7 separate regions of the Homo sapiens genome follow, and all the other regions are linked to region 6. A link is a loop called in an ENCODE intact Hi-C map of the cell type or tissue named here. Cell type or tissue: endothelial cell of umbilical vein. All regions are shown on one strand.

Region 1 (4,000 bases), 180 kb after region 6:
TCACCAGATGTGTATACAGTCACGTGGTAGACTGGAAAGCACATTTGTGAGTGTTAGTTCTCATGGTCCTTTGAGTTTTCCCTTACCTTTAAAATGCAAAGATGCTGTTGAAAGTGAATAAACTGATACTGTGGAGAAAGCATGATATATCACAAAGAATGCCATTGTGGAAAAAGTTCACTTTGACTGCTTAATGAGGGGGAGGGGTCTCCTTTGGGGGATGATGAAAGCGTTTTGGAATTAGATCTGAGGGCTGCACGCATTGTAGATGTATTAACTGCCTCTGAATTGTAAACTTTAAAATGATTAATTTTATGTTATGTGAATTTTACCTCAATAACAATTTTTTTAAGTTAATTCGAGTTGGGTTTTACCTTTGGAAGTATAATTACAAAGCGGGCAATACTTCATGCTGTTAAAATTAAACTTGATTTATTAGACGGCTGACTGCTTCCGTTGTTATCCACAGCTGAAAAGGAGATGAAGATCCTGCTTGTAGCTGAGCAGTCTTTAGAAGTCTGCTGCATTCTTCCCAAATTCCATCACTCTAGTCAAGAGTAAGAGGATTTGATAATAGGGGACTGGTTTCCTCTCGGCTCTGTGATAACTGGGGACTGGTTCCAGGAGGGCAGGTACTTTGTATGTGAGTTTTCATGTACTTCACATTATGTCCATGTCACGTTCTTCAACTTGATCAGCCTTTGAATTTTGGCATGGACAACAAACTCCACATTGAATTCAGCTCTAGAAGCTGGGATTCAAATTTGACCCCAGAATGGACCCCAAGTGATAGCACAGCAGCCCTTCCCCCCTCCCACTTTCCTGATGGTAGAAACAGGATAATTAGCATAGGTTTTCAAGAGATGATCTCTGCTCAGTTGTTCTGTGCCTTCTCACTTGTCACTAAGGCTCTTAGCCCTGGCTTGAAGGCTTTTGCTAATATTTCTTGGGGAACAAAGTCTTTCTCTGGAATCCATTCAAGGTGGGTAGTTAATGGAATGGCTGTCCTTTAAGCACAGAGAGAGGGGTGGTGTCACCTATGCCTTACAGAGCAGAATAATAATAATAGAATTGGTCCTCGTTCGAGTGTTCCTTCTCAGATTTGTGCTCCCGTGTTCCTTGGGCACTCTCACTGGCTAATTCTCTGCAAACATCACAACTCAGGCATGGAACCTCTCATACTTCCTCCTGTGCCCCCACTGCAGGCCTTCAGTGCATGGTGGTGGTTTTGGTTTTGGTTTTTGTTTCCTCTCCTCTCCCGTTTTAGAAACACGGATGTCTTATATTCCCACAAAAGAATTTAGGAAATTAACCTGTTTACAAAAAGGTCCACACAGGTTTGACATTGCTTCCTCAAAGCACCTTGTTCACAGTTGCCCTTCTAGGTCAAGCTCACCTTCACCTTTTTTTTTTCCTACCTCCAGCTTCAAATGTCTCCAGGTGCCTGCATAGCTGAGCAGGAGAGGTTCCTTTTTTATGCAGACAAGACCAAAGAGGAAATTGTTCATTCTTTTTTTTTTTTTTTTGAGACAGAGCCTCACTCTGTTGCTCAGGCTGGAGTGTAGTGGCGTGATCTCAGCTCACTGCAACCTCTGCCTCCCGGGTTCAAGCTATTCTCCTGCCTCAGCCTCCCGAGTAGCTGGGACTACAGGCGTGTGCCACCACGCCCGGCTAATTTTTTATATTTTTAGTAGAGATGGGGTTTCACCATATTGGCGAGGCCGGTCTTGAACTCCTGACCTTGTGATCCACCCGCCTCGGCTTCCCAAAGTGCTCAGATTACAAGCATGAGCCACTGCACCCGACCCGGAAATTGCTCATTCTTTGGTATTATTATTTTTAGTTTCTTTGTACTTGATTTATTCTGTGGGCAGGAGAAGGGGAATATACAATATCTTATTACAGGAAATACTAGACACCTTATCTGAAAGTTTAGTAACAAACTTCCCTCATGGAATGCCTTTGGGCTGTTTGGCCCTTAAAATATGTTTTCTTTTTTATTTTATTTACATTTATTTACTCACTCAACCACTCAACAGACGTTTGAGTTTCTATGGGAAAGACATTTTAGATAGATGCTGAGGATATAAAAATGAGTAATACAGTTTCTCTCCCCTTAAAGTATTAATCACCTGCTAAGAAATGCAAACAAAAACCAAGTGTAACTGTGGTAAGTGCTTCATGGAGATATAATATATATATATACTAGTAGTGGATTTTATGGTTTACAGAGCAAGTTAACGTATTTTTTTCTTATTTCCTTGGGGTAACAGTCTTCTGAAGCAATTGGGTGACTCTGGCTGAGAGTTGGGACTCAGACCTTATGATTTGTCACTTTTTTGTTGCTCATTCCCCCTCTCCAGCACTGAGTGATGTGGGATTCCATGACTGATAAGTTTGTTCTCTGCAGTAGCTCCTTTCTTAAGTTAAATTACTGGAAAACGGAAATGTGTGTGAATTCCTTTTCCACTCCCGCTGTCCTTGGACAAATTATTTCATCTCTCTGTGCTTTAGTTTTCTCATCTATAAAATGGTGATAATATTATCTGCTTCCCAGGACAGTAGTGAGAATTAATTGAGTAGTTGATGGTCAGAATGATCTTGCCTGTATGTAGTTGTCGAACTTCAAATATTTTGAGAATCTGAAAAGCAAGAAATATTTCTCAAAATTGTTTAATTTGGAATTGTGGGCAGTATGTTTAGCATACTTCCAATCAAGATTTTGGTGAAGCTTTTTAATAATGGGGAAAGCTCTGTATAGTGTTGTGTGCAAGATGAATTGTGTCTGTTTACATTGGATTTCAGCTCTGTCCTACCTGTGCAGTTAGAGCCACCTGCATTAGAAATTGAAAGTTGGGATTATAGAATGTCAAGAAATGGCAGCTAATTTGGTTTTCCCAAAGTATAGGTCACCATCCTTCATCTTGTCTTTCTGGTCTCAGGAGCCCTTAGTGGAGAAATCAGGGATTTTTCTTGGGTTATGGTGTATAGGATTTTGCAGTGTTTTAAGTCCCCAGGTGGAGATTGGAGGTGGCCAGCCTTCATGGCAAAATCGTGGGCCTTGAGCTCCTATCATCTGAAGCTTCTAATTGCCCTTCAAATTATAAACAAAAAATGAAGGAAGTTTTAAAAGGTATTTTTATATGTTAATATATTTTCTTAGCAACATTTTCAACTCTATATAGTTTTTACTTTTACCTGGATACTAGTAATCCATAGTTGATTTGATGCCATTAAACTTTCATTCATGTAAATTGTCTCTGTATTATGTAGTTGCCCAGTTCTGGATGCATCAGAGTTGAGGGTTGCTATTTTATCTTACCTATGCTTTTCAAATAATATTGATAACAGAAATAACCAGAAATGGACCTTGCCTGCGCTTGGGTCCATTTGTTGGGAGATGCCCATTATGCTTTATGAACACTGTGTATTATTCTTAAAACACCTTGAGCTGTTAGAAAACCAACCCCATTTTATGAGTAGAATTAAACAGGACTTGGAAAGGGGGAGTGCTCACCCAGAGCAGTTTAGATTGAGTCAGCAAGAGAAAGGAGGGTCCCCTAAGCCACTGCTCTTTGTCATGCTACGGTCCAATCAGAAAGGCCCAGATGATGTGGATGCTATGGTTCCTGGCTTTGGGCCCCCAGTCACACAGGCCACGCTAAATAGGATACTGCATCTTACTTGGCATTTATTACCCTTGATGGAGGCGGAAATAAGAACTGTTGTATTTGGATCTTCCTAGAGCAGTTGGTGAACTGATGGTGCACTAGACTAAAAAATTCACAGAAACATCTGGAAAGGTAAGATCAAGTACTATAAAGTGTAGGACAGTTTCTGGCAAAGTAGCCTCCTTCTTGGTAGGTTGAGTCTTTGGGAACTTGGGGACGAATCCCTGCAGAAGTCCAATCTGAGCACCTTGCTATTCCTTCTCATGAGTAAGCCCACCACATTCTCCTTCTCCTACTTTCAGGATAAACTTCATCATGGTATTTTGGTG
Region 2 (4,000 bases), 95 kb before region 6:
GCAGGTCACCTATGAGTAATTCTGTTCCTAGCAAGCTTCAGGACTTGCCAGTAAACAACAGAATTTTCAGGATATTTGATTATGTTCTCCTAATTCACCCTCAAACATCTGTGGAATTACTGTTTCAAGCAATACTTTGAATTTGTCTAGTTTATTTCAGAGAACAAAGAACATGGCAGACTATAGTTTTCGTAATGGTGTTTTATGGATTGCATATTAGTGAAGCATAATTTTGCATGAAGCAACACAGATGCTTAACCCTTTGAAATCTCTGCAATAGGCAAATAATTTGTTTAAAGCAGTAGTTCTCAACTGTGGGCATATTTGCTCCCCAGGGGATATGTGGCAGTATCTGGAGATATTTTTGTAGTTCTCACTGGAGCAGTGGGTTGCGTTGTTAGAATCTGTATGGGTTGAGGCCAGGAATGCTGCGAAATATCCTACAATGCACAGGATAGCCCCCCACAACAAAAAATTATCTGTCCCCAAATGTTAATTGTAGTTCAGTTGAGAAGCCCTGTTTAGAGTGAGCAGTGTATTTCCCTTAACCTGCTGAGTAGAAGAGACACAACTGTTGGCAGTGTACAAGCTAACTGTATATAATTGGAAAAGCTTCACATTTAAAAGTATATGAAAGCAGTTATTTGTATGAATGAGTTTGTGTGGGTTTTGTTGTTGTTGTTGTTGTTTTTTGAGACGGAGTCTTGCTCTGTTGCCCAGGCTGGAGTGCAGTGGCGCCATCTTGGCTCACTGCAACCTCTGCCTCTCAGGTTCAAGCAATTCTCCTGCCTCAGCCTCCCAAGTAGCTGGAATTACAGGCACGTGCCACCATGCCCAGCTAATTTTTTGTATTTTTAGTAGAGATGGGATTTCGCCATGTGGGCCAGGCTCGTCTCAAATTCTTGACCTCAGGTGATCCTCCTGCCTCGGCCCCCCGAACATGCTGGGATTACAGGCATGAGCCACCACACCTAGCCGAGTTTGTGTGTTTTTTAAAGAAAGACAGGATTTTAAATTTTTATTGGAAACCTCCTGGGGCACCTCATCTTTGGGAATTTTTGCTTCAAATAATAAAGATTATATATCGTTTCTTACTTGGTTTTAATTGGGTTGTTAATTGTAGCCTTGAGTTTTGCTGTTTTGGGTACTTTTGCACCCTCTGCAGTGGTCTTGTGTTTTGTTATTAGTATGTCTTTTTGGAAGAAATTGAGAAGCCTTATTTATTAGAGTCTTTTAATCTTAGTTCTCTCAGTTGTTTCCCCAAAGCTCAAAGGAGATGAGGAAGTGCTACTATCAGCATTAAACCCAGTCCTCATTAAAGGGTTTATTTTTTGCTGCCTTCTGCTCTGATACCACAAAGGCTGCTCTTTGAATTTGACCTGGGCATCCCATTGCAGTTATTTAGGTTCCTTAAATAAGCCGTATATTCTGAGAATGAGTATATAAACTCTTAGCAGGATTGATTGAGTTTACTCATTAACCTCAGAGGTAGAGAATCGTGCAGGGGTATATGTAGCTCTTTGCTTATGTGGTTGGTTTGGGTCAGGTGGAAGAACTTTAAAACATGGAAAAACTCTCAATACCACATAACTTTCAGATAAAAAGCTGTTTTATTTCTGTCTGAGTTTGCAGATCTGCTGACTTCATATTTCAGTGATATCTTGCAGCTTCATCTGCAATTCTCTGGCATATTTTGAAGTATTCTCTACATCAGGTTACTGTTTATGAGAATGCCTTACTTCTTATTCAGTGAATACAAGTGTTAGAGTGACATTTCCCTTTCCAGAGCAAAAGCCATTACGTCTTCTTTCCCAGGCATGTTGATATGAAAGGCAACAGGAAAGGAAAATTGATTTCCCTTTGGAAGCAAGTCGCCCAGCTGTAGGGTGCCTGTTTGGTTTTCTGCTGCATGCTGGCTGCAGCTGCTTCTCTTGGAGGCAGGGCTAGCAGAGTAAGATGTTCATGTAGGTCTTCCACACGTGGACTGTCTCCTTGCCTTGTGTTCCTAAAGGAGGATGCTAACACATTTTTTGGATACACAATAAATGCAGAAATGGCACAGGCAAAAGTACTTGAGGTACCTCGGTTCCTTACTTAGGCTCTCAGAGAATATGGATTTGAAAGTAAGTTTGTTTGGCCGACACTAACAACTCTTGGTGGAAAACATCTCCTACTGCCAGATAAGATGAATGTTCCTAGACTGCTCTTTTCATCTCAGTAGCCTGGCAGCACCTTTTTCACTTAACCTACTGTATTGGATAACTCGGCTTTTAAGGCCATGTCATTTAAGGCAGGATGGCTTTGTGGTTAAGCATATAGGCTCTGGAGTCAGCTGCTTGGGTTCATATCCTAGGTCTCACACATAGTTGTGTGAGTTTGGTCAACTTGCTCAGCCTCTCAGTGCTTACTTTTGCATTGATAAGATATACATAACAGTAGTACTGACTGAATAAGGGTATAGCTAGGATATATGACCTGGCTTTCATATGTTTTTCCTGCATGGTTATTTGTTGTGTCTTTTTTCTCTCTCAGATGTATCCAGTTTGGATCATAAATTACATTGTCACCTTTGTTATAGTGAAGATTAAATGAGTTAACATGTGTAAAGTGCTTAGTGCATATTAAGTGCCCAGTGAGTGTTGGCTGCTTTATTATTTTGGGGGCATTCCATTATCCCTTCCACCTGCTCTACTTAAATTTACTTTGTACTGCTCTTTTTCCCCTGTAGCTGCTATTTAACTGAACACTCTCTTAAGTGAAGTTCCTCCCACCTGGACTGTCTTTCGCCTTCTCTTTGCGTCTCCTTATCCTACTCATGGTTTATGAACCAAATCAAGTACCTCTTCAGTTATTTATTCATGAAATATTTTCTTTCCCCAACACAAGTCTCATCATAATGCCCTCTTTACTGATCCAACGTATGTGTGAGAGGGTGGGAAGGAAGAAGAAATAATTTATTATTCCTCTTTCTGTGCCAGGCAGTGAGTTAAGGAATTGGAAATACAGCAAAGGGCAAAAAACAGTCAAGGGTCAGTCCCTCAAGGAACTTCTAGCTGGGAGGTGGAGATAGAAGCTAACCAAATCACACAAGTAAATGTAAAGTTACAGTTGTGGAAAATGCTATGAAGGGAATTTAACCTGTTTTGAACAAGAAAGCTATCCTCAGGACGTTGCTGTTGAGCTATGACTTGAAGGAAGGGTAGGAGGCACCTAGGCCAGACGAAGAGCATTACAAAGGGTAGGAAGAACCTTAGCAAAGGACTCTGGGTAGGAAGGAGTGTGGTGTGTTCTGGGAACTGAGGGAGGGATAGTGTGGCTGGGTGTAGACTGAAAGACAGTGCTGAGAGATGAAGCGAAAAAAGGATAAGCACCTTGCAGATCATGATAAGGATTTGGATTTTTAATGTACCAAAGTGAAGAGTCACTGACGTATTGTAAAGTGGGGATTGACATAATGTCATTAGCCTTTTTAAAGGAACACCCTGGCTGCAGTACAGTAAAATAATTGTAGGAGTTCAGAGGAGTGGATTTGAAGAGACTAATCAAGAACCTGATTCAAGTGGTCCAGGAAAGCCATACTAGTAGATTGAACTAAGATTTGTGATGTTGGAGGTGTTTGGAGGTATAAGTTTGAGAGAAATTTATAAGGTAACAATGAGATAATTTGTTGATGATGGGATGTAGGGATTAAAGAGAGGAGACAGGAGGATTGCTTGAGCCCAGGAGTTCAAGACTAGCCTGGGCAACAAAATGAGACCCTGTCTCTACAAAAAATTTTAAAAATTAGCCAGGCATGGTGGTGCACGCAGAGTATGCCTTTGGTTTGGGCATGTTGAGGTACCTTTGAGATATCCAAGAAGAGACCCCAGGTGAACAGTTTTCACATGTGTCTGAAGCTGAAGGGGAGATCTGGTAGACATGTACTTGTGTGGATCCTCCTGTGTGTCCTGGTATCTGATTGGTGATGAACGCATTATATATGAGATTGGCCAGGTAGAAA
Region 3 (4,000 bases), 140 kb before region 6:
TGTGCTATGTGTATTTTAATATTAATATTTGGATATTTTTGGCTTAAAGTTTTCATAATATAACGTTTAATTCCATTTAAAATGGAGTCCACCATGAAAAAGCCTCATTTTGATTGCCTGTGTAAGCTAAGTATAAAGAATGGAATCAGAAAATTGTAATTTTTGAAATAAAATACCTTTAATGTTAGGTATGTTAAGACTGTTTAGCACTGTAGTTGAAGTTTGCAATTACTATTATTATTATTATCATCATCATTATTTTTGAGATGGAGTTTTGCTCTTGTTGCCCAGGCTGGAGTGCAGTGGTACAATCTCGGCTCCCTACAGGCTCTGCCTCCCGGGTTCAAGTGGTTCTTCTGCCTCAGCCTCCCAAGTAGCTGGGACTACAGGTGCCTGCCATCACGCCCAGCTAATTTTTGTATTTTTAGTAGAGATGGGGTTTCACCGTGTTGGCGAGGCTGGTCTTGAACTCCTGACCTCAGGTGATCCGCCCACCTCAGCCTCCCAAAGTGCTAGGATTATAGATGTGAGCCACTGTGCCTGGCCAAAGTTTTTAATTAAAAAAAATTTTTTTCTTAAAAGCAGAGACCAACCATTTTGTTAGGGATAAAACATTTTTAAAGTTAATCTGCCTTTTTTGCAAGAATTTGCATTCAAGCAAGAGTGTCATTTTTACATTTGATTTTAATAATTAATATTAGTATAATGATTAAAATAGAGGTAATCAATAGAAAACTTGTATCAAATGGCAAGCACCAATTCTTAACCCACTGCTAATTGTTTCTAGGAGGTTGTCTTAGCATTGGTTACTATGGTTTTTCCTTAGCCTTTATAAATTACCACAAAAGACAAACTGTTCCTCCTCCAGTTACTAAATTAGTTCCTATTTAATGTTGAAAGGTATCTTGTAAGATTTATGATTCAGATTTTATAACAAGTCTTATTTTAGGATAATGTGCTTTTCTAGTTATATGAGTACCTTTTTGGCCTTTTCCCTAGGGACATTAATCCTTGGCTGGGAAGAATAAACTATAGTCCTCCATAGCAGCTGACTGCAAACTGCAACCATGACGCCTTAGGCTGTTAAAACAAACATTTCTCAACCTTATAGCACAGACTTCCTGTTTTTAAAGCTTTTCTGACCTTCCTGAGAAAAAGACCAATATAGCTGTGGTTACATCCTGTGTTTTTTTTTTATTTTGTTTTTCATTAAAAAAAAAAATCCATTGAATTTTTCTAAAGCCCTTGAGTATAAAAGTGATTAATGCACCAAAAAATGTAAATAGCACAGGGCTCATGTCTGATCTTTGCTAGGCCTTCAATAAAAGATAATAGAACCAGGTCGGCTTTTAATGCGTCTCTGTTTGTTCAATGTCTGCTACAATTGGAATGTCAGGAAAATCTCACATTAAAGGACCTGCCCTATTCTGGAGAGATTGTGAAGGAAGCATTTGGCAGTCATTTCCTTTCACTTAAGAGAATGAACATGCTTTACATTATAATCGTTTAAACATACCAGAGTCAGCTGATAGGGCTCTCGTATTCTTCACTGTAGAGTCAGCTTGCTCTGAAGATTGGAGGGGATGATCAGTGTTTAGATTTTATTGTTGGAATTAATCAGATGATGTAAACGTTAGAAGTTAGCCCATGCCTTCCTTTGTACTCACTCAGTTGTTGTTTCCTGCAGCCCAAGTATTTGCTCTTTTAGTTAAAATTAAACTCCAGAATGTATGTTCAGCATTTGTCTTTATGACAGTCTCACTCACTTCTAATCCCTTCAGAAGAAAACACAAGAAACCACCCTGTGTTGTGCAGATCAAACATTCTCGAATCTGTGGCTTTTGATTTTTGTTTTAGCCAATGTATTATATAATGTTTGAGTGTATATTTTTAACTGGAGTCTTCTGGCATTTTCTAGAGAGCAGTTATTGGCTTTTAGGCAGGCAGTTCCTGGATCTGTAATGCTACCTCTGATGCTGAGACTGGCAAATGGTACTCATTTAATTTTTTGAAACATTTAAATGTATGTATTTTTTTCTGAAATACACGTGTGTAATTTTATTTTAAAGTATTTTCATTTATTGGCGGCATAATACTAGAGAAAACATGTCCTAATAATAATAAAGGGCAAAATTATATTTTGAATTTGTGTACATTATTTTAATAAGTCATACAATTATCTGTCTGGTTAATATTTTGAATTCTTAGGATATTGATTTCAGTTGTGGTTTTGAGTTATCCTTAAGATTACTTCCAGTACATTTGGCTGGATCTCCACACTGATTTTATCATATATCATCAGTTCAAAATACACGAGGGGCCTCATTTTAAACATCCCATTGAGGCCCTGCATCCCTGAGCTCTTTCTTCCACAAAACTGTTTGTTTTTAAATCTGTAAAACCCTTTTCCAAACGAGAAATTTCTCTTCTTAACCCTGCTTTGGCTTTTCAACGTATCGCTCTATTGGAATTTAATAATTTGATCTGCACAGTCTGAGATCTCTAGTGAGTTTTGAAATAAAAATGAAAATGTCCTTAAACATATTTAAAGCATGTGCTATCTAAGAGGTCTTGCTCTCTGTCTGAAGTTGGTTTAGGGCTACATCCATGAGACGGCTGCACACTTCCAAAAACTAAAACCTCCAGGCCTGACCTTCGATTGATGACTAATGTCATAACAGTTTGCTGTGATGCCCCCGGGAGCCTAGTGGAAAGTTGTATTTTTTGTTTTCTGGAGTATATTTTTATAATGCTGATAATGTATTTCATGATATAATACTTTAAATACTTATTAGCAGTTTATCACTCCCTTTTTTTTTTTTTTTTTTTTTTTTTTTTTTGGAGACAGAGTCACACTCTGTCACCCAGGCTGGAGTGCAGTGGCTCGATCTGGGCTCACAGCAGCCTCCGCCTCCCAGGTTCAAGTGATTCTCCTGCCTCAGCCTCCCGAGTAGCTGGGATTATAGGCATGCGCCACCATGCCCAGCTAATTTTTGTAATTTTAATGGAGATGGGGTGTTGCCATGTTGGTCAGGCTGGTTTTGAACTCCTGGCCTTAAGTGATCCACCCGCCTTGGCCTCCCAAAGTGCTGGGATTACAGCACTTTGCTACTGTAATCCCAGTAGTTTACAGGTGTAAGCTACTCCGCCTGGCCTATCACTCTTAAATATGTTTGGGACTATGGCCAGGCACGGTGGCTCACGCCTGTAATCCCAGCACTTTGGGAGGCTGAGGCAGGCGGATCAAGAGGTCAGGAGATTGAGACCGTCCTGGCTAACACGGTGAAACCCCGTCTCTACTAAAAATACAAAAAATTAGCCGGGCGTGGTGGGCACCTGTAGTCCCAGCTACTAGGGAGGCTGAGGCAGGAGAATGGCATCAACCTGGGAGGCGGAGCTTGCAATGAGCCGAGATCATGCTACTGCACATCAGCCTGGGTGACACAGCGAGACTCCGTCTCAAAAAACAAACAAACAAACAAATATCTATGTTTGGGACTATGTTGGAAAGTAAAACATGAAGGAAGGTTGTAACTAATGCCCAACCTTAATGTTGTACCTATGTTATTTCACTTTAAAGTGTGCTATTCAGAGTTTTACTAAAGGCCAGTCTGTCTTGGGCTTTTTGTTTTCTTTTTATAATCTGATGTTATTTCTAGTTATTTTTCAAGAGTATATTACGTAGACTGCAACAGTATATTCAAGAGTATATTACGTAGATTGCAACAGTCCCCCCAGGACTTAGGGGGAAGAACATTTTGATTTGGTTTGGGATTGAGAGTGTCTGTGGAATGCCATTATGGTGGAACCCATAGGGCATTTGCATATGTGGGCCTCTTGCTAAGAAGCAAGCTCAGCTGGAAAAATCAAATTTTGGAATCACAAACACAGAAACAGCTTGAGAGTGGATCTTTTCACTGATGTGAGATGGCCGAATGTGATAAAAGGAGGCTTGACAGGGACTACTTGTATTTAGGAGGAGTCATGGAAAGAAAGAGAG
Region 4 (4,000 bases), 200 kb after region 6:
CCCTTGTGTGTGTGGGTTCCATGTAAGTGAAATTGTGTTGGAACTGCCCAGGGCTTCCAGGCCAGAGGCCGGGGTGATTCCCCTCATGTCGTGGGAGTCTTTCAGTTCAGCCTGAGCTTTAGACTGTTTTGCAGTGGCCTCAATCTTTGCCTTCAAATGAGTGGTTTCCAAATCTGTTATTTATTTATTTTTAAATTATTTTAATTACTATTATTTTTTAATTAAGTTGAAGTTAGGCCACTGTCAGTGCTTCCTCACTCAGCAGCTTTATTTACAAACAAACAAGGAAACCAATAGTTATCTATTGCTTGATCAATGAATATAATTTTTTTTAATAGATCTGCTTGCAGTGGGTAGCAACAAGGTCATAGAGGTTCAGCAGACCCACCCTGGGATCCCTCCAACACCTGTACGGTTTTGAGCCGCAGTTCAGAACCACTGATTTAAATAGATACTTCTAGCTGGAAGCAGTTTGGAAAGATGCTTTGTATAGTAGGTGTATGCAAACATCTTTTTTTGGGCAGAGCCCGTATCTCTTTAGGGACTCTACCTTATCTAGACTCAGGCATCACTGCTTTTGGATCAAGAGGCAGGTGAAGGCCACTTATTGGCACATTTCTGGGACATATGTTGCCTAGAGCCAAAAGTAGGCCAGAGGGCTTCTCCTGTATCAGAAGCTGGTGGGTGGTGTGAGGTATGGTAAGTAGGTAGTGAGGTGGGGAGGGTTCATGGTTGTAGGCTCCCAGCGTCTGTCTCATGTCGTCATAGAGGTTGTTCTTGGTATAGGAAGCAGAAAGCGTTTCTATAGACATGTGCATAATTCTAAATCTTCACTCATGGCTACCAAATGTGCTTCTGATTTGTGTGCCCCTGAAGTTGCTTCAAGCAGGTGCAGTTCTGTAGTCCATGGGTGCTGGGATGGGGGCTCTACCCTGAGCTGGGAAGGCTGGCATCCTGTTATTACCAGGAGGCACAGGGATATTTTGTGCTCCTCAGCCATAACTGCGAAGGTCCAGGTATGAAGATTAAGATGCTATTGCGTTGAACTCCAGAGATTCCAGAGATCAAAGATAGCCCAAATTTGCCCCCCTCACTTAAAAAAATCTAGATGGCTATTTCCTCTTAGTGCTTTAAACCATGATGGTCAAACGTTTTAGAGCAGCAGCACAGCAGAGTCTAAGGTTAAGGGCGTTAGACTTCATTGAAACTGAGCTTGGCCACATGGCTTCATCTCACTGTGCTTCAGTTGCCTCATTTGTAAAGCAGGGAAAATGAAGGTTTATCTATTTGGGAGTCTGTGAAGATAAAATATAAATAAAGATGAAGATAAAGTATATGTAAAAGATAAATATATATTAAGATATAAAAAGATATGGCTTAGCTTAGTTATTGTAGATTTCATAGTAAAATGTTGTTTGCTTGTTTGTAAATAAAGCTGCTGAGTGAGGATGCATTTTCAGTGGCTGCTGAGTGAGGAAGCATTTTCAGTGGCTGCTGAGTGAGGAAACATTTTCAGTGGCTGCTGAGTGAGGAAGCATTTTCAGTGGCTGCTGAGTGAGGAAGCATTTTCAGTGGCTGCTGAGTGAGGAAACATTTTCAGTGGCTGCTGAGTGAGGAAGCATTTTCAGTGGCTGCTGAGTGAGGAAGCATTTTCAGTGGCTGCTGAGCGAGGAAGCATTTTCAGTGGCTGCTGAGCGAGGAAGCATTTTCAGTGGCTGCTGAGCGAGGAAGCATTTTCAGTGGCTGCTGAGTGAGGAAGCATTTTCAGTGGCTTCCTAAGCCACCATTCCATGATACTCACCTTCAGAGCAGCCACTTCCAAACATCGGCATGTGGATTGCGTTTTCACTGGCCCATAAGAAATAAATGTAGCCATTTTTCCTAACAGTAAATGTAATCAAAGAACTTTTTCTGTTTACTTTTTTGGAGATAAAATGTCATTTCTTTTACAAAATAATGATGAGATCAGGAGGCAGTTACTTCTAATGACCTTACATGGCAAAATAAGAAAGTGGCAATTCGGTATCCATTTCTCAAAAGTTTTATCCTTTTAATTTCAGGTGAATTTTAATTCTCCAGAAATAATCATTTCATCAGATGTTTACTGAATACTTATTCAAGATGTTGTCTTAGACCTGTGGGGTACTCACAGATGAGATAGCACGTACTTTGGCAAGTTGGGTGGGCCCATGTATGGTTACAGCACAGGGAAGCCTGTCTGTGCCAGCACAGAGGCGGGAATGAAAAGATGTAGGAGTGAAACCTGTATGATGCCATCCAGTGGTGGGGGAGTGAAGTGAAGGGAAGGCTTCATGGAGAAGAAGGCAGCAAATGTGATGAATTGAGTCCTGAGTGATGAGGAGGACTACAGGGCCTGGACAGAGGAGGAGGTGGGGGTGGTATGGGGCTCAGGGGCTCACCCAGCAGGCAGGAGAGTGCTGAGGAACAGAAAACTGGCCATTGTGTTTGACATAAGCCAAAGGCCGTGAGGCGGGGGAATATGGTAGAAAGGAATATGGTAGAAAAGTCTTCCGGTAACACAGAGAAAGTCTCAGAAGAAGTAGTCAAGCAGCTGGGCCTTTGTTCCTTAGGCCCTGAGGAACCTTTGACCGTTTGGAGAAGAAGTGGCAAGGTACTAGCGGGGCTTTGGGAAGACTCACCTGGTCTGTGTGCAGCATGGGAGGGCCGGCCCAGGGAAGAGCTGTGGCAGGACCTCAGGTCCAGACGTCTGAGTGGAGGTGTGGGGCCAGGGTGGGATTAGCAAATGGCTGAGTTCATCCACCAGAACAACACAGAGCTTAGGAAATCTCATTACAGTGTTCAGTGTTGGCAGAAATCTTGAGCTATTGCAGTTCCTTTGCACTGTACAAATGGAGTGGTAAATGTAGTGGTAAAAAAAAAATTTTTTTTAACTGATTTTTTAAAATGTTATAAAAAGGTGCCTGGGTAAGGAACATCTTCATGAGTGTCTTAGACTGGCCCCACCTATTTACAAGTTAAAGCCACAAGACCTTCACGTACTTCCCTCCTTTCCCTTTGCCTTTCCCCAGAAGAGGATCTGGAGGTGGCACCGAGGGACTGCCTTGCCTGGAGGCAGCTGCCTCCTCACTGTGGGCTTCCTCGTGGGTGGCGGTTTAGATCAGAGCCCTTCGGCCTCTTGAACGTAGGAGGCTGAGATTTCAGAATTCCACTTCTCTGCGTGTGCCTTCAAGCAGATCATCATTCTCCCTGCTGCACTCAGAGACCACAGAGGTGATATTTAACGATTAGCAGCAGAGCCCGCTGACAGTGCCAGGCTCCTTTAGGGATTAGAGGATTCGGTTGGTTAACAAAAGAAGGAGCCCAGGAGAACAGTGCTTTAATTACCAGAGTTGTTACTGGAAGACAACCGGTTGCCTCCTGGAAAAAGATCTGTAGAAGGTGGCTGCTCCTGAATATCGCTGCTGGTTCTGCCCAGTGCCCGGCTTCTCACCTCAGATGTTCTGAACAGTTGTCAGATCCAGCCCTTGAATCGTTGGGGAGGGAAAGGAAAGAATGACTCGCATAGGATTCCATGCCAGGAAATGTTCCTGACTGCACTCGGCAGCAGCGTTGGAGCACTCCAGTTAGGGCAGCTCTTCAGGGGACAGCGTCGCATGCAGACTTCCTGGGACCGGCTCTCAGGGCCACAGCTCTTTCCTCATGGCCTGGGTCACTCTCTGGGCCCGGGTTTAGGAAGCAGCTCTACACCATGCTTCTTTCTCCCTCTCTGCCCTACATAATTTGAGGCCTTGTTTTTTATTATTTGTTGCTTGCTGGGATTTCTCCCTGAAAAAACATACCTTAAAAAAAAGTTTTAGATCTCTCCACTTCAGTAAGGAAGGGGTGGATTTCTTCATCCCCTTTACGTGGACCACCAAAGAAGGAGCCAGATGCTCACTGTGGGGCATTTTTTCAAACAAAAGTTTAAGCAGGGGAACAACATTCTGACTCTAATTGCACATTAGCACCGAGAGTTAAG
Region 5 (4,000 bases), 130 kb before region 6:
TGACATATATGGAGTAATCTCATAGCCACTTGGATATGAAGCAGATTTTCAAGTCACAGGTCCCCCTCAGGATGGTTTCACTGAGGAATGGTGTTTAGTGGAGCTTATAGCAGAGCTAGATTTGCACTACAGACCATCTCTGATTTGTATTGATCACAGCCACCTTTCAGGGGGGCAAAGACATTATGCCTCATCAGCTCTTGCTCTCAGTACATGTGCTGTGTTAGGAGTTTGAGACAGATATTTCTATGTCCTGTAGAATAACTTGATTTGTCTTTAAAGAGAGACCAGCAGAGTTATCTTTAAATAGCAAACATGCATGTGCATGTCTGTTTGGCTGTCTGTGGCAACAAAGCAGGACCCCTGGGTTCTATTCAGCCTGGCCCCACCCCCATCTTGTTGAGAGACTATAGGCAAATCACTTTAATCTGTCTAAATTTCTCTGTTTATTGGAAAGAGAGTACCTGATAATGCAGCCACTTTATAGGGCCTTGGAAAGTCTAATTAACATTTATGAAGCTATTTGAGAGTTCCATGAAACTTGCCTGGAAGGGGAAAGGTGTAATAGTGAAGATACCAGAAGTAATCATTTAAATTTTCAGCTTGTACCTTTCTAATTTGGGTTGACACTGAGTGAACTTAATAGTTAGAATTTGTATTTTATAGGAATACATTTAAAAAATTCCTATACAATGTCTTTGGGAGGACAAAATGATCTTGGCTATCACCACTAGAGAATACATGCTTTAAATGTACTTTAATTTTAATAAAATTTAGCAAGTTGATATATATATTTTTTACCAGAATTAATTGTGGGTGGGTAAGAAATTAGTTTGAAATTAACAGTTGGTAATCTGTTAAGATTCACATAAAAATTGAATTAATGAGGGAGTTTGGAATCTGGTAGCTGGTAGGTTATATGTTTATTTAAAGCCACATGGTAAGGAATGTGCACTTATTTTGCTTCCTTATTAGATGAATTTCAATCATGCACAATTTAAGCTATGTCTTGTCTAACAGATGGATCTTTATTTACTTGTGGAAAAGGGATTGGTGAGATTTTTAAACAAATGGCTTGCAGAGAATTCTTAATGTGTAAGGAAAACTGGGGTCAGAAGTGTTCTTTGACACGAAACAATGCTGCTTTCTCCCGGTGCATCTTTGAAATAAATGTTTAGCTTGTCTGTGATTGTTGGTTGTTTCATCTGCATTTATTAGACGTCAGAGGTGGTTGGCATTAATATTCCTGGCAGAAGCAGAGGCAGCTCTAGGATGTGTGAAATGCTGATCACTCACAGGGATGCGCTGCCTCTTTAATATCTTGCTTGCAGATGCATTTTCTAGCTGACCACGCTATTAAGAGCTGCCATCAATCACGCAGGCTCCCAGTTCCGGCTGTCGGAGGGGAGGGAGGATTGGAGCGGGTGGAGGCTGGCCAAGCAACGAAGGAGATAAAATTGCAGCTGGCATTGTGTGTGCGCGCGCCCGCGGCGGCGGCCAGCAGGGGTGCGCGCGGAGCGGGCTGGGCTCCAGCCCGGGTTTTGCCGGCCGCCGCCGTCGCGGGGAGTCTGCTCTTTCTCTCCCGGCGTCTGGGTCACCGGCATGTGGCAGTGCTGGCCCGGCCTCCCGGGCTGAAGGAGTGCGAGCTGAGTGCCGCGGCCGTGGGCAGCAGGCTCGGGCCAGGGCGGCCGCCTCCCTAGCCGCGGGCGGGGCCCCGCGCGGCCACCGCCTCCCGGAGCCGCCAAGCCGCCGGGACCTGCGCCCGCGCCGCGGTGCCCTGCGGCCGCTCAGGCCTCCTTTTGTTTTAGCAAGTGCACTTCACTCCCCGGGCCCCCACCTGCCCGCCTGCGCCGCCCCTTTCCGCGGGTCCGGAGTTGGCGGGGCCCTGCGCCGGAGGAGGAGGACCAGGCCCGCGGGCTCAGCTCTCGCCGCCAGCGGGCCGCAGGCAAGTGGCCGGCGGCCTCGTGCGTCGAGGGGGACGCGAATCTCGGGCCAGAAAGTTGGACAAGTGCGGGCGGGGGGCTCGGGGTGGGTGCACGGAGTGTTCCAGCCGACCCTAGAAAGATGGAACTCGGGTGTTCCTAAGAATGATGATGGCTTTCCAGGAACGGGGAGTCAGTATTTGCCGTGTCCCATTGCATTTCTGTTGGGCTCACTAGTTTTTAAGTAGCCCCAAACTCTTGAAATCTCAGTTAATTAAATCGAACAGAAAACATTTTTTTGAGGGGGGAGAGAAAACACTATTTAAAAATACATGTATATGTATATATTTTTATTTTTTTCTTCTGAAAGGAAAGTGCTTTTGAAGCCGAGTATAATGCAGAAGTCGCTCTTTGATCAGAAACTTCATTGCTTTACTGTGGAATAAACAAGTTTAAAAATAAAATGAATTTGATGGACTTGATTTGAGGCTACTTAAGTGACAAATGAAATTTTCTTCTTGGACCGAACTACTGTTATTTTGCCAGAGTAGCTAAAATGCGGAGGTACTCTTGACGATTGTTTTACGTTTAAATTGTTAAAAGAATTTTTTAGTGTGGGATGCTGTCTTCCTTGTTTCTCCTCTCTTGTTTACTCAACTCTTGTTTTCTGAAACTGTAGGGAGACCTGCTTGACCACTTTTTGTTTGCTGAGAAGGAAACTCCTGTAATAGGTTACTTTGTTTTACTTGCAGCCCTTAAGCGTCCCTGGCGCACATGTGCCCCGCGCTCTGTGGGCATTGTTTGGCTGGAGGCCTCTCAGCCACACGGAAAATCTAAAAAATGGTCTGTGAATGAACACGGGTGTCTACAGAGAAATTCCATTTTCCCTTTGTGCCTCTGTGTTTTAAGATTGAGACACTGAGTAAAAGTTGAGAACAGATTTAACAAAGTCCTCACAATTCTGTGCCAAAATTACTGTTTTGAGTTCTGGCTTTTTTTTTTTTTTCCTCTTTCTGGAAACTCCAAATTTAAAGTAGACATGATTTGAAACCTTACAGATGGGAACAATATCCCATGTAAGCACGTTGATCTGTGGGCAATTATTTCCAGAAGCACAACCAACTCTACATTTTTATGCATGTGTTAGACTTGGGCTCTGAGAGGCAGTTGCCTTTCTGAATATTTACATTGCCTAGTAAATTACACAAGGCAGATTTTTAGATGCTTAACAGCAGCTTCACAATAGTGTGGGGGCAGCAGAGTTGAGCTTGTATTTTTTTTTTCTAACTCTGTAATTTAGTAGTGTTTAAACTATTTTATAAAGATCCCTGGGACCAGTGAAAGATGGTTTTTCAGTCCAGAGCAGTTGAGCGCTCATTGTACTCCGGCAGGCGCTGGCGCTTGGCAGGCTGCACTTGAAATGTTATTTGATCTGGTTGCATGATAGAATTGACCAAGATTACACTTTTTCCCTCCCCGTGGCTGATGAAAGCAATGCATCTGCGAGAAGTGTTCAATAACATATTTAAAGACTTAACCCACATTCATTCACTCTAAGATTTCCAGAAAAAGGCCGTTTAGATTTTTGTCTTGTTTTGTGGTTTTTGCATTTATGAATTGAGGCAAGAGCTGACGTAATGTAGCTGTACCACTTCCTTTGTGTGTGTGTTTTTATAGCGTATAGGATATGTTACAATCTACATGGTTGTGATTATTTTTGAAATGCCTGAGAGAGGGAGGGAGGGAGTGTGTGCGTGTGTGTGTGTGTGTGTGTGTGTGTGTGTGTGTGTATTCCCCTCACCCCCATCCCGGTGCCTTCAGCTATATGGCAATTCATTTTTTACATTGTAGGTTAGGGGAGGGAAGACTGTGATGGTAAACCCCATCAACGTATCAGTAAGGCTCAGTGAATTGCCTGTGTGTGATGCAGACTAGCTTTTCATTTTAACTAGTGCAACTGTGTACAGCTGTTAGGTCAGAATGCATTGGCTGCTCCTACAGGGTAGTTTTATCTTACACTGAAGGTTTTATGGACTTGACTGGTTGTGTTTCTTAATCCCTCTCCCATGCCACCGTGC
Region 6 (4,000 bases):
GTCAAATATTTCATAATAAAACTTTAAAAAGAAAAATAAGAAAGATAAAGCAAGAAAGTAGAGCCACCTTTGGGAGTTTTCATGAACACGCTCAGGATAGCAAGCAAGCAAGACATTTAGGTTTCCTCCTAGGTCCTGTAGGTAGAGAAACTGGTGTATGGAATCATTAGGGTTATTTAAACCTGTCTCTGTATATGACATATCAGGTCACAATACAGTTTTTCCTGCTATCCTGAAGTACTTTTGAGAAGACCACTAATTTTAAGGAAAATAATATCCAAAGAGATTAAATAACAGTGTAAATAAATGTTACTTGCCTAGGATTTATGGTTACTAAGTGGCAGATTTCATTCATCATAACTTTCTAAAAGCACTTAACCGTTATTGGACATTTTAGAGGAGAGGGTTGGGGGAATTGGTAAGGGGTCTTCTCCTCCATTGGAATGGAAGTTCTACCAGGACTGGGACTTCCTGTTTTTCCCACTTCTATATACTCAGCAACCATCTCCAGAACAGTGTCTGGTGCCTAGCAGATGCCCAATAAATATTCCTTATATAGTTTGAGGAAAGTATATCTCAGATCTAATTTGAAATTATTTTTGTTTATTTTTATATCACTTGTCGCTAAAACTGTTGTATGTTCTAGGAATTTCCTGAGACCATATTACCTCTTAGCCCAGAAGTTTTATCTAGCCGATTACTTGATTTAAAGATCATGGGATTCCTGTCTGTAGTATTCTCTAGCAATAGATAGAAGAGTCACAGCAGACTCTGAATTGTTTTTCTCCATATTAACTTCTCTGTGTGCTAAAATGGAGGAAGGAAGTTAGATTAGAATGTTGCTTTTCTGGCAACACTGGCACCCAAAGCCTTTTCATCACAGCAAATGTTGATTCTGTAATGGAAGTTGGTCTTTTTGTGGTAATGGGAATGTTGCCTATCTTGATTTTGGTGGAGGTTACACAACTCTATACATTTGTCAAAACTAGTAGAAACAAAATAAGTTAATTTTATTGTGTGTATGTAAATTATACCTCAATAATTAAGATAAACTGAAATAAGAAACAAAGCCCAAAAGTTGGAACTTGTTTTTGAAAAAAGATGACAAGAGATTTTAAAGGAAGGGGTCTTACTGCAGAAGATATGAACATTTCCGTATGTTGTTGTTGGTGCTTGAACGTGATGCAGAATCTTTTTGACAAAAATTACCCTATTTTAAAATGAATTGTGGCTCCAGTCACATGCTCTTTGATTTTCTTTCTTTCTTTTTTAAAGCAGCATTTTCCCAGCTCAGCTCACACTTGACTGAATACACTGATCGATTATTTGGAGATTAACTAAGGCTTCTCATTTCCTGCTTTCCATTTCTCCTCTCCAGCAGGCCAGTGGGCCTTTGTTGTCTGGCATGTGCACCAAGATAAGCTATCAGGGCATGTTTGTATTAGAAAAATGTTTGTAGATGGAACGGTTATAAATAGACTAACTAGTATTAAAGGTTACCGTCTTTGTTTTGGTTTAAGTTAAAGGAAGAGAAGAAATAATTAAGATATTTAAGATAAGACAGACTGATTTACGTAAACCAGGAAAATATAATTTTTTAGTGTTCCTGCTGATTTTCCCTTTTCTTATCCAACTATTTGAATTTGTTTATTGGTAAGTTGCTGGCTGTACTTGGATTCCTATTATGCAGGCCAACTTTTGAGTCAGTAATTTCTAAAACTGTGTCTCTAGTGCTTCTTAAAAGTGCAAATATTTGTGTTGCTAAAAATTACTTTACTGTGTTACCAACTCTACACTCAGGGTTTAATTCAGACAGCAGTGGTACAAAAAGCATATCACCAGGAGAGGGCGGAATATTGCTAGATTCACATAAATTAGGTATATTAGTCATTATAAAAGATATGATTCAGTTAACATTGTAAGCTAATATCTTTCTTTTTCTTAAAGGTTTTGTTTAATGATGCCAGTTTTCTCAGGTAGGAAGCAGTATCATTTTTGAAATGGCCAGAAAGTTGCCTGGAATAGCGGAAATTATCTAGGTTATTATTTTCTGCATGCTTTCAGCTTCAAGGGTTCACCGTTGTTTTAAAGTAGTATACCTTTTTAATGTAGACAAATACTTGTTTGAATCAAGCTTTAAATATTTCTTTTATATCCTGAGCTCAGTTTTTGGAAAGATACCTTAAATTTGACAATGAGAGCTTCCTATTTAGATTTTTCTTCTTGTGTAACTTCTGCTCTCTACTGGAATGTCTGGAGTGTTTGGTTGTATAAATAATAATGAAATCTTTTTTAATAGTATCTGACATCTAAATGAATTTGTGCCTTAAAATCTCTAGTCATTGTGCTGTTTCGGGAGCATACTTTTTATTTAAATGATTGTGTCTAAAAGAGAGGGCACCTGGAGCCATCTGTGCAGCTTGTCGACTTCATCTCAGAGACCAGCCATTCTTAACTATGGTCCAGGGGTCTGTAGGGTTGAACTGTTTTCATAATGATACCAAGACGTCATTTGCTTTTTTTCACTGTCATTCTCTCAGGAGTGTACAGTGCATTCCACAAAAGGCTAAATGATGTGTGATATAGCTCAACAGATTGAATACAGAAGCAGAAGTAGATATGGGAATCTGTTTTCTTATTAAGCCAGAAGTAAAAGAGATTTGCAGAAATAAAAGTGTTACTCATTTCCTACATTATGTTCGTTCTAAAAATTATAGTTATTTGTTATAATTATTTATGTTAACACGAGCATGTAGTGGGTTTATTACTGTTATTAATGAATTCATAAATTACAAAAAAATTTATTTTTTTATTTTTATTATTATTATTTTTTGAGATGGAGTCTCACTCTGTCGCCAGGCTGGAGTGCAGTGGCGCAATTTCACTTTCACCTCCACTTCCCCGGTTCAAGCAATTCTCCTGCCTCAGCCTCCTGAGTAGCTGGGACTACAGGCACGAGCCACCATGCCCAGCTAATTTTTGTATTTTTAGTAGAGACGGGGTTTCACCATGTTGGCCAGGATGGTCTCGATCTCTTGACCTCGTGATCCGCCCGCCTCAGTCTCCCAAAGTGCTGGGATTACAGGCATGAGCCACCGCACCCAGCCAGAAATTTTTTTATTTTTAAATACAGTAAGTACTGATAAGCTATAACCCATGTTCTTTGACTCTTTAATAATTTTTAAGAATCTAAGGAATCTTGAAGCTTAAGATGTTTGAGAGGTCCTTCTGTAAAAAGTGTATTGAGTCAATAAAATATTTTCTTTTTTTTTAAGACAGGGTCTAGCTCTGTCACCCAGGCTGGAGTGTGGCAGTGCCATCATAGCTTATTGCAGCCTTTAGCTGTTGGGCTCAGGAGATCCTACCGCCTCAGTCTCCAGAATAACTGGGACTACAAGAGCATGACACCATGCCTGTCTAATGTTTAAATTTTTTGTAAAGGCAGAGTCTGACTTTGTTGTCCAAGTTAGTCTCAAACTACTGGGCTCAAGCGGTCTTCATGCCTCTGCCTTCCAAAGTGCTGGAATTACAGATGTGAGCCACTGTGCCCAACCTCAAGGAAATATTATCATGGTAGCTCATCATCGGTTTTTAATTGTAAAATCTCTGCCATGTATCTTTAATCATAAGTTGGTAAGTCTTACTTATAAAATAATGTGATGTTAAATAATGTGAGAAATTCCCCACCCTTTCTTTGACATCCTGCTCATTACCGCAAAGTCTGACCCCACCATTGATGTGTGGTTGAGCTCTGTAACTTTTCTGGCTATGTCATGTGTAAGAAGTCATTAATTCCCTCCAAATGAATAATATCACTGCCATCACCGCCGTCACCAAACAACAACCAAAGTATTATTACAAAAATGTCAAATTTTGTGATATTTGTACTCTTTTTTTTTTTTTTTTGCTTTTAAAGAAATTTAATGGACTGTTTAAAGCTTTAGTAGGGATTAAGGGGGAATTTGACAATTTCTTATTACACTCTCTACGAATAGCTATT
Region 7 (4,000 bases), 100 kb before region 6:
TGTTGTAATAAATTAAGCTCCTGGCTGGGCACAGTGGCTCACGCCTGTAATCCCAGCACTTTGGGAGGCCGAGGCAGGTGGATCACCTGAGGTCAGGAGTTCGAGACCAGCCTGGCCAACGTGGTGAAACCCTGTCTGTACTAAAAATACAAAAATTAGCCGGGTGTGGTGGCGGGCACCTGTAATCCCAGCTACTTGATAGGCTGAGGCAGGAGAATTGCTTTAACCTGGGAGGTGGAGGTTGCAGTGAGCTGAGATCGTGCCATTGAACTGCCTGGGTGACGAGAGTGAAACTCTGTCTCAAAATAAATAAATAAATAAATGAATTAGGCTCCTCTAAATGATAAAAGTTATTTTATTCTTGAATGTATGGCTGTTTTCCTTATCAGGAGGGTAGAAATGAAAACCTTTTCTTCCCTCCATCTGATTCTAGTCATTCTGTCCTCCGATTCTAATTACTGCTGATTAAATATTTAAAGAGCTTTGTTTGTTTGTTTTGCAGATAGAATTGGTATTTTACCCTGAGCAAATAGTATTAAAGATTTTGTTTGTTTGTTTGGTAGTAAACATCTGATACAAGGATGCTGGCATATTCTTGAGTTTTTTTTTGTTGTTGCTGTTGCTGCATGGAGACACTGTAAAGTGTGAAGTTACAATAAGATTGACATATTGATTGAGTCCAGAAGCCAAGTATATCTGAGGCTGAATAACCATAAAGGTTATTGTTGACACCTGCAGTAGTAATTTTAAGTGACATTTTTGAAGGTATGCGCCATTCTTTGCTTTTTCATAGTTTCCTTTTTCCACTTGCAGTGAAGAAATGTGTTTGCACAGGAGTAGATAGAAAGTGATGGAATAATACTGCATTTTCTCTCGTTGCTGGAAACATCTTCCCTGTCATTAGCCAGAATTTGATAATTTGATCTCTTTAAATTAGATTTCCAGGCTGAGCATGGTGGCTCACACCTGTAGCCCAGGATTTTGGGAGGCCATGGTGTGAGGACTGCTTGAGCTCAGGAGTTTGAGACTAGCCTGGGAAACCTAGCAAGATCCCTTCTCTACAGAAATTAAGGAAACTTAGCCAGGTGTGGTGATACGTACCTGTAGTCCCAGCTACTCTGGAGGTAAAGGTGGGAGGATTGCTTGAGCCTAGGACATGGAGGCTGCAGTGAGCCATGATCATGCCTTGGCATCGCAGCCTGGGTGACAGAGGGAGACGCTGACTCAAAAAAACAAACAAAAAATATATTTCCGGAGTGAGATTATTCTTTTTTTCTTTTTAAAAATTATTATTTATTTTTTGTGGAGATATGGGAGCTTGCTATGTTGCCCACGCTGGTCTCAAACTCCTGGCCTGTAGTGATGATCCTCCTGCCTCAGCCTCCCAAAGTGCTAGATAGAATTTTAGGGATGAGCCACCACGCCCGGCTGAGATGTTTTTTCTAAATCTAGCAGCTTTCCCCTTTCTCTTACAGATGTAATCATATATTTCTCATGATAATGCTCACAGATTTTGGATCCAGTTTTACCTTTTCATATCACTTACTTTAAAACAGTGTGCCTTCCTGAGACATATAAATGTTGCTCTATTTGAATTATTTCGGATTCAAATTGTGGTACCAGCTAAATATCACTAGCGAACCCATTAAATTTCATTTTTTCTAGAGTTGAACTTTGTTTTAAATTCATATAATTAGTCACTACATGTTTTCTTTTTCTCTTTTCACATGGACATTAAAAATTTTAATTTAGGCCCTCAGAAATGTTAACAAAGCTAATTTTTAAATCTGACAACTCTTTTTAGAATTAATTTACAAGGCAAGAATCTTTCAAATAGTTTTTCCTTCCTTAATTCGTTAGCCCAGAAGGACCTGGCAAAAGTCATTTGGACAGCTGGTGTATTTCCCTGTGAAACAGCAGGGGGAGGTGTTTCCATCCTATGTGTCTTCTAGCGTGGAAATCAGCCAGGAAGGACTTCAGCGGTTTGGATTTTATTAAATGCAGTATTTGGTAACATCATTAATACAGAAGTTGTCCATAGGCACCCGTTTCCTATGTAGACGGCTTCTCTGTGAATAAAAAAGTGTATTCTTTTCAGAGCATCGTCATGTAGTCTTTCCATCATTCTACCATTTCAACTTCATTGGCAGTTTACAGAACGTTTTTGGCCTGTCCATAATATTCATTGCAAAGCATTCTTTGCCATCTTGAATATTTCATCCCTAGTAGTTTGTTTTGATACCATCCAGCCCCATGGTTATTAGTACTTGTGCACTGAGGACTCCTAGATTTAGGTCTAGCCCAGAGCTTTCTGACCACTCAACACATACATCTTAATACATTCCAACAGAATTCCCAGTTTTTGTTCTCTTTGCATGTCAGTAAATGACTGTAGTTGCTTGGATTTAAACCTTATTGTCTTCCTTGGCCTCCTTTTTTCTCACACCACGTGCGCTCTGTTAGCCACTTCTGAGGGCTAGAATCTGACCACTGCTTAACACCTTCACTGCTACGACCTTGCCTGAGTTGTTTCCTAAGGAGCCAGAGGGAGTCTGTTAAAATGTACCTCGGATTGTTACTTCTCTATGCAAAACTCCACCATGGCTTTTCCCTTATTTGAGTAAGTACTGAGCTATCTCTCCATCTCCAATTCTTCTTGCGCTCACTGCTTCAGCCACCATGTCCCTTTGCTGTTGCCTGGACATGCCAGGCATGCTTCTGCCTGAGTCAGAACTTTGTGCTTGCTTTTCTCTCTGCCCAGAATGCTTTCCCCCACTTTAACCATGTAACTTGCACCTTGCTTCGTTTAGGTCCAGTGATCCCTTGCCAGTGATTACCTTAAATTGATGACCTCTCCATGGCCATTGCCCAGCTTTATTTTTTTTCTATAGCACATCTTATGGCCAACTTACAGACTGTGTCTGTAGTAATCTACTTGTTTGTTTATTGTCTGCTCTCTCCCCCACTAGATTGTAATCTCTCTGAGGTTAGAGATTGTGTGTGTTCTGGACATAGCTCCTAGGCCACCTAGTATGAACTCAGTAAACATTTGCTGAAATAATGGGGGAACTGACAGAATCTCCTCTGGAGATTGATGTTTATTTGATGATCAGTGTTATAACTACATTTAAGTGTTATGTTCTAGGTCCTGGGACTTCTCCTGCCCTCCCTGGTTAGTTACTAGTTGCTGGCATCTTAATTGAGTTGTTCTAGTGGCTCTTCTGCTTTTCTTTTTGAATGACATCAGGTTAACAGAGAGAGCAGGGTTAATACATTTGGTCAACCTAGAATCACACCCAGTTAGAATGGCTCAGACATAGAAAACAGCAAATTGAATTTTGACTGAGACTTGTGTTTTTAGTCAGAGCCAGTTTGCCTTTTATCTTAGACTTAGAGATTCTAAGTGTTTAAAAGAGCTGCTCCGATGAGTTTTGTGGTTCCATTTTTCCTTTGATATAATTTGTACCTGTGGATTAGAAGTGCATTTTGAATGCTTTTGATTTTTTTCTATAGGTGTGAAGTGTAATTGTATTAAGTTAAATATAAAATTCACCCTGTCATTTCCTTTCATCACACGCTGAGAGCTTATGTGCCATGGTTGCAAATTACTTTGAATCTTAGAGCTTTGCAAACTGAAAGAAACCCTGTCCAACTTAATCTACTTTTGAACATGCTATACAGAGATAGTAAGCCTGACCAAGAATTCCTGTATATTAAAGATTACCGTGGTCCAAAGAAGGCTCTCTTTCATTCTCAGCATTACGTGAAATAAAACTCTACTAGTTTAATTGACTGTGTTTTTACAGCTTTAAAAGGTGGTTTTTCTCAGTTGCAGAGGTAAAGCTCATCCTTGTGAATTTCGTAGCCAGATGCACCTTTGTTTGGCTGTAGTGAAGCCTGAGCTTTTTCTTGTTAGTTTGTAATTCAGTTGCTGCTGCTGCTGTGTGTTTGTTTTTAAAACAGCTTTGTTGAGATATAATTCACATGTCATATAATTTAC

Evidence for each region. Hi-C counts contacts between places; a loop is a spot of excess contacts. Peaks named below come from ENCODE experiments on the same cell type or tissue, not always from the same donor. Only the 100,000 strongest peaks of a DNase experiment are listed, where the experiment ranks them.
Region 1: a loop joins it to region 6, with 2.2 times the contacts of the local background. A loop is called at or near these places in 2 of 110 quality-filtered maps.
Region 2: a loop joins it to region 6, with 5 times the contacts of the local background. A loop is called at or near these places in 88 of 110 quality-filtered maps.
Region 3: it touches region 6 in a loop (8-fold over the local background); 85 of 110 quality-filtered maps call a loop at or near these places.
Region 4: it touches region 6 in a loop (11-fold over the local background); 3 of 110 quality-filtered maps call a loop at or near these places.
Region 5: a loop joins it to region 6, with 3 times the contacts of the local background. A loop is called at or near these places in 5 of 110 quality-filtered maps.
Region 7: it touches region 6 in a loop (3-fold over the local background); 89 of 110 quality-filtered maps call a loop at or near these places.

What each region holds. Positions count from the first base shown.
Region 1 is chr1:8,393,001-8,397,000 of GRCh38, reverse strand. The region is part of intron 12 of RERE (arginine-glutamic acid dipeptide repeats); the gene reads left to right. Among named protein-coding and RNA genes, the nearest start is that of RERE-AS1, 30 kb to the left of the region's middle. RefSeq lists an enhancer at 1,073-1,272. In endothelial cell of umbilical vein, no CTCF peak of the experiment used is centred here; DNase peaks (open chromatin) are centred at 510 and 1,890; H3K27ac peaks cover 2,902 bases.
Region 2 is chr1:8,664,370-8,668,369 of GRCh38, reverse strand. All of the region lies in intron 1 of RERE (arginine-glutamic acid dipeptide repeats), which reads left to right. Among named protein-coding and RNA genes, the nearest start is that of RERE, 150 kb to the left of the region's middle. RefSeq lists an enhancer at 3,900-3,949. In endothelial cell of umbilical vein, no CTCF peak of the experiment used is centred here; a DNase peak (open chromatin) is centred at 1,809; H3K27ac peaks cover 131 bases.
Region 3 is chr1:8,709,998-8,713,997 of GRCh38, reverse strand. The region is part of intron 1 of RERE (arginine-glutamic acid dipeptide repeats); the gene reads left to right. Among named protein-coding and RNA genes, the nearest start is that of RERE, 110 kb to the left of the region's middle. RefSeq lists an enhancer at 3,175-3,675. In endothelial cell of umbilical vein, no CTCF peak of the experiment used is centred here; DNase peaks (open chromatin) are centred at 1,097 and 1,507; H3K27ac peaks cover 3,280 bases.
Region 4 is chr1:8,373,272-8,377,271 of GRCh38, reverse strand. All of the region lies in intron 12 of RERE (arginine-glutamic acid dipeptide repeats), which reads left to right. Among named protein-coding and RNA genes, the nearest start is that of RERE-AS1, 49 kb to the left of the region's middle. RefSeq lists an enhancer at 2,909-3,601 and a silencer at 3,469-3,763. In endothelial cell of umbilical vein, CTCF peaks have their summits at 2,113 and 2,313 (motif pointing left); DNase peaks (open chromatin) are centred at 2,271 and 3,541; H3K27ac peaks cover 1,101 bases.
Region 5 is chr1:8,701,000-8,704,999 of GRCh38, reverse strand. The region is part of intron 1 of RERE (arginine-glutamic acid dipeptide repeats); the gene reads left to right. Among named protein-coding and RNA genes, the nearest start is that of RERE, 110 kb to the left of the region's middle. RefSeq lists silencers at 1,347-1,966, 3,682-3,781. In endothelial cell of umbilical vein, no CTCF peak of the experiment used is centred here; DNase peaks (open chromatin) are centred at 1,529, 2,639 and 3,449; H3K4me3 peaks cover 2,465 bases; H3K27ac peaks cover 2,402 bases.
Region 6 is chr1:8,569,164-8,573,163 of GRCh38, reverse strand. The region is part of intron 4 of RERE (arginine-glutamic acid dipeptide repeats); the gene reads left to right. Among named protein-coding and RNA genes, the nearest start is that of SNORD128, 76 kb to the right of the region's middle. In endothelial cell of umbilical vein, a CTCF peak has its summit at 1,839 (motif pointing right); DNase peaks (open chromatin) are centred at 793, 1,413, 1,713 and 2,503; H3K27ac peaks cover 2,413 bases.
Region 7 is chr1:8,669,418-8,673,417 of GRCh38, reverse strand. The region is part of intron 1 of RERE (arginine-glutamic acid dipeptide repeats); the gene reads left to right. Among named protein-coding and RNA genes, the nearest start is that of RERE, 150 kb to the left of the region's middle. In endothelial cell of umbilical vein, a CTCF peak has its summit at 1,913 (motif pointing right); a DNase peak (open chromatin) is centred at 1,947.